2 separate regions of the Mus musculus genome follow, and region 2 is linked to region 1. Evidence: chromatin loops called from intact Hi-C (ENCODE). Cell type or tissue: gastrocnemius. All regions are shown on one strand. Region 1 overlaps Plekhg1 (pleckstrin homology domain containing, family G (with RhoGef domain) member 1). Region 2 overlaps Plekhg1 (pleckstrin homology domain containing, family G (with RhoGef domain) member 1).

Region 1 (2,500 bases):
AAAGCTGAGACTCTTCCCTGTGTACAGAGAGGGTTAACGTGTGTCTGCAGAGGCGAGACAAGAACGCTTGGACAGCCTCAATCAGTATTGATGGGGTGAAACTTGGATAGGAAAAAACACCTCTCCCTATCTGGTTTCTCTCATCCATATCATATTTCTTCTCTCCACAGTTTTATCAAGCAACCTAAAAGAAAACAAAACCAAGAGTCTTCATGGAATAGTTGAGTAGCTCCAGGTTTCTCTCCCAGTAAGATGAGTTTTGTTTAGGTGGAAAAGTTACTAGGAAAATGGTAAGGAAAAAAAAAAAAACCTACCATAAAGCAACAACAGCTTTAATCACATTAAGTTTCCTGAGAGGTTTTAAAACTGTTGGCAGTTTCGGAGGTACCCTACAAATGACATCATGGTTGAAAGTTAGAAATTGAACTTCTTTGGGTTCCATTTGGCACCACATATTGTTTTGGTTGAACATCAGTTAACTTTCTATTTTTACTGGGAGTGATGTCATAACTGTTTTTAGGACAGTGTCTGGCTCTGTCATCTGTGGAACTCAACACATGATCATGTTTTTGAATGTCATTTTTTTTTCTAAAGCTGGAAGCATGTGTGTATTTGGTGGAGAATGTGCTCATCAGCAAATATTCCACAATTTCTGAAACATATTTTTGATTAAAAGTCAAATCCAGAGGCACCCAGGAACTCCCAACCAGTGGCATGGCTTCCTTCTGGTCTGGGCTGGTGTCCTGAGCAGACCTTGGGTGCGAACTCCACATCCAGTCCCATAATACCCAGAGGACGCTCCACTCCCAGGCGCTCTAACACACCCAGGACCACAGGATCTCAGGATCCCAGAAGCTTGGGCACACCAGGATCTCAGGGTCCCAGAGGCAGCTTGACTCCCAGGAACTCTGACACACCCAGGATCTCAGGATCACAGGATCCCAGAATCACAGGATCACAGAGACAGCTGAACTCTAAGGAGTTCTGACACAACCAGGATCACAGGAAGGACAGGCTCCAGTCAGATATAGGGAGGACAGGTAACACTAGCAATAACCAGATGGCACGAGGCAAGCATAAGAACATAAGCAATAGAAATCAAGGTTACTTGGCATCATCAGAACCAAATTCTCCCACCACAGCAAGTCCTGGATATACCAACACACTGGAAAAGTAATATTTGGGTTTCAAATCACTTCTCATGATGATGATAGAGGACTTTAAGAAGGAAATAAATAACTCCCTTAAAGAAATATAGGAAAACACAGGTAAGCAGCTAGAAGCCTTTAAAGAGGAAACACAAAAATTCCTTAAAGAATTACAGGAAAACACAATCAAACAGGCAAAGGAAATGAACAAAACCATCCAAGATATAAAAATGGAAATAGAAACAATAAAGAAATCACAAAGGGAGACAACCCTGGAGATGGAAAACCTAGGAAAGAAATCAGGAGTCATAGATGCAAGCATCATTAACAGAATACAAGAGATAGAGGAGAGAATCTCAGGTGCAGAAGATACCATAGAAAACATGGACACAACAGTCAAAGAAGATGCAAAGAGCAAAAGCTCCTAAGCCAAAACATCCAGGAAATCCAGAACACAATCAGAAAACCAAGCCTAAGGATAATGGGTAAAGATAAGAATGCAGATTTTCAACTTAAAGGGCCAGCAAATATCTTCAACAAAATTATAGAAGAAAAATTCCCATACCTAAAGAAAGAGATGCCTGTGAACATACAAGTAGCCTAGAGAACTCCAGATAAACTGAACCAGAAAAGAAATTCCTCCTGTCATATAATAATCAAAACACCAAATGTACTAAACAAAGAAAGAATATTAAAAGCAGTAAGGAAAAAAGGTCAAGTAATATATAAAGGCAGACATATCAGAATTACACCAGACTTCTTACCAGAGACCATGAAAGCCAGGAAATCCTGGTCAGATCTCATACAGACCAGAAGAGAACACAAATACCAGCCCAGGTTACTATATCCAGCAAAACTCTCAATTATCATAGATGGAGAAACCAAGATATTCCATGACAAAACCAAATTTACACAATGTCTTTCCATAAATCCATCCCTACGAAGGGAAAACTCCAACACAAGGAGGGAAACTACACCCTAGAAAAAGCAAGAAAGTAATCTTTCAAGAAACCCAAAAGAAGATGGCCACACAAACATAATTCCACCTCTAACAACAAGAATAACAGGAAGTAGCCGGGCATGGTGGCGCATGCTTTTAATCCCAGTACTCAGGAGGCAGAGGTAGGCTGATTTCTGAGTTCGAGGTCGGCCTGGTCTACAAAGTGAGTTCCAGGACAGCCAAGGCTATACAAAGAAACCTTGTCTCGAAAAACCAAAAAAAAAAAAAAAAAAAAAAAAAAACCAGGAAGTAACAATCACTTTTCCTTAATATCTCTTAGCATCAATGGACTCAATTTTCCCCAAAAGACATAGATAACAGACTGGCTATGTAAACAGGACCCAGCATTTTG
Region 2 (2,500 bases), 48 kb after region 1:
CTTACTCTGTAAGCACAACACCAGTGGTTTCACAAGGGCAGTATGGCCCAGTACTGGGATAAATAGCTATACAAGACAGGCTGTTTTGGGTGGTTCCTGATCGACTCTGGGTTTTTTTTTTTTGGGGGACAGATATAGAACTAGCATTAACTGTAAGGAAGTTATGAAGAAAGAAACTTGATTTTGACAGGCCTTTATGGACACCAGGGATGGGCAGTGTGGCGAGGCAGCAAGCTCTGTCCACATTACAGCAAGCTCTGGGCTTTAAATGGTTAATGCCTTTGTCAATCAAACTCTGCCTGCGCAGTGTTGGAGTCCGTTCTGCATTCAGGGCCAGGGGAAACTGAGGAAGGATGCAACTGCATCTGTGGCAGTGGGTTTCCTGCTCGATGGGCCACACATCCCTCTGTCTTGCTGAGTTCTCTCAATGCAGTTCTGCCCTGGATTTGGCAATGGGTTTTGGAGCAAAGGGTCTAGGAAATACACCTGCCTTCTTAAAGCAAGATGTGCAGCGATTGGTCTGCATGTAGTTCTCAATGTGAAGAGCATCCATGAAGAAAACACAGCATTTTCAAAACAGAGAAAGCTGAAGCCTAATCACTTCCTGTCTCTAACTGTGAGGCACAGCTTGGGCTGATCTGTTTGGAATTAGGTGCTATGCAAAGTCCTCCTGATCGGTACACTGTCTCCTACTGGCCCAACAGACAGTCCAGCCTTCAGTGTTGAACGGCCATACACAGGAGAAAAGCAGGGCAGATGTGAACTCGTGCACAGTTTCTGCTCACATGAACCAATCTGGGGGGACGGGGGGAATCACTTGCAAGTTCATTTAGATTTGCTCACAGACAAGTTCGCCCACAAGCATCTCCCCTCCTTCCTGAATGGTGGGAGAGTGTGCCCATCAAAGCTTTCTGTCTAACCCTCCCTCCCTTTGACACAGGGTCTCCTCTTCCAGCTGTTAGCACTTCTCTTTGTAATTCCATCCCGACTGGCTTCCCCACTGCAACAGCTCTGTGGATGCTGCTGCCTAATCCAGTTGGTATTTATGACTCTCTTTCTCATATAACTTCTTGGCAGCATCTGACACGTTTGGCCACCGTTCCCCTCTAACCTGCTTCTCCTCCTACCTCCACTGGCATCCTTTCTCAACTGGAACTCAGCCATTCTCAGCTTAAGTGTCTGAGCACGAGGTGGGATAGCCAAGTGACTGCTCCACATCTCAGCTTTGAGATTTCGAAGCAAAAGACAATGTAATATGCTCACGATGGAACACAGTCATCTTCACAGCCCGGGGTCCCAGACAGAGACTGGCACCACCACCTGGTCTCTGTCTGCAGGAAGAGCCAACCACTGTATATTTACTCCTTCACTCCAGTCAAATCCTTACCACCCCCACCCAACCTTTTCACTTCTTAATTCTCCATTAGCTACTTGGCCATGATTACTCTCTACCAGGCTCTTGTATCTGTACTAGAGGAATGGTCTAGTAACCTGTCTCCGGGATGGGACAGACAATTACACTGTGATCTTCCAAATTGCAAACCTGATGTCACACCACCCTGGGCATGATTCTATGCCTTCTCATTTATTCTTGGATAATGATAAAACCATCAATGTGTCCCAACCCATTCCTCCTTGCTAGCCTTCCCAGCTTTGATCCAAAGACCCTTCACACCCATTACTCCTTTCCAGTATTCTCCAGCGCTCACGTTCTCTCCATATCACTGGTACCCACTGCCGATACTGCTAATCTGTCAGAATTTGCCTCAGAAACTGCCTCCTCAGGTGAGGGTTTTTTTCCCCCCTACAAACCAATAACTCTTTGGTTTCTAGTCATTTACCTGACTAGTCTAGCATACACTAAGGACACTGAGTGTCCTTCTATTTATTCATTTATTTAGCCACATCATTTTCTCAGACTGTGGACTGGTACCTGGAATTTAGTATCTATGCAATGAAAACTTGTTGAATGAATGAATGAACAACTACGATGCATGAGAAACTAGTATAATTAGTGAATAAGATATTTCTATCATCACTACAGTAATTAAAAAAAAACATACTGTTGTTTATAATTATATACTAAGTTCTGGTAAAGAAAGTCCATAATTTTCAAATCATTCCCATGGAAATCATGATTTGTTTGATGATGTTTCCTTATTTTATGGTTTCTTCAGAGAGTTGGGGTGAGGTGTGAGATGCCTATATTTATCTCCAACTTGGGTAGAATATTTGTACCTTCTCTGTCCTTAGACATGCTGTACTGATGGACACGGGCATAGTTTGTGAAATCTAACTGTGGCTTAATATTCATTGTAACATCAAAGCATAGCAGATGAACTGTTTAGTTTTCATCTTAGGAAAGGAGTATGTCAGTGGGCTGGAACAGTTGCTTAGTGGCTAAGAATATGTCCTGTCCTCACAGCAGAACCAGACTTGCTTCTTAGCACTTAGGTTAGATAATTCATCCGTATCAGTCACCGCAGCCCTAGGGGAATCT

Evidence for each region. A loop is a pair of places that touch in the nucleus more often than their neighbours do. Peaks named below come from ENCODE experiments on the same cell type or tissue, not always from the same donor. Only the 100,000 strongest peaks of a DNase experiment are listed, where the experiment ranks them.
Region 2: it touches region 1 in a loop (2.0-fold over the local background); 2 of 42 quality-filtered maps call a loop at or near these places.

What each region holds. Positions count from the first base shown.
Region 1 is chr10:3,876,352-3,878,851 of GRCm38, reverse strand. The region is part of intron 3 of Plekhg1 (pleckstrin homology domain containing, family G (with RhoGef domain) member 1); the gene reads right to left. Among named protein-coding and RNA genes, the nearest start is that of Mthfd1l, 95 kb to the left of the region's middle. In gastrocnemius, no CTCF peak of the experiment used is centred here; no DNase peak of the experiment used is centred here; H3K27ac peaks cover 1,275 bases.
Region 2 is chr10:3,828,205-3,830,704 of GRCm38, reverse strand. All of the region lies in intron 2 of Plekhg1 (pleckstrin homology domain containing, family G (with RhoGef domain) member 1), which reads right to left. Among named protein-coding and RNA genes, the nearest start is that of Gm30164, 70 kb to the right of the region's middle. In gastrocnemius, no CTCF peak of the experiment used is centred here; a DNase peak (open chromatin) is centred at 1,128; H3K27ac peaks cover 844 bases.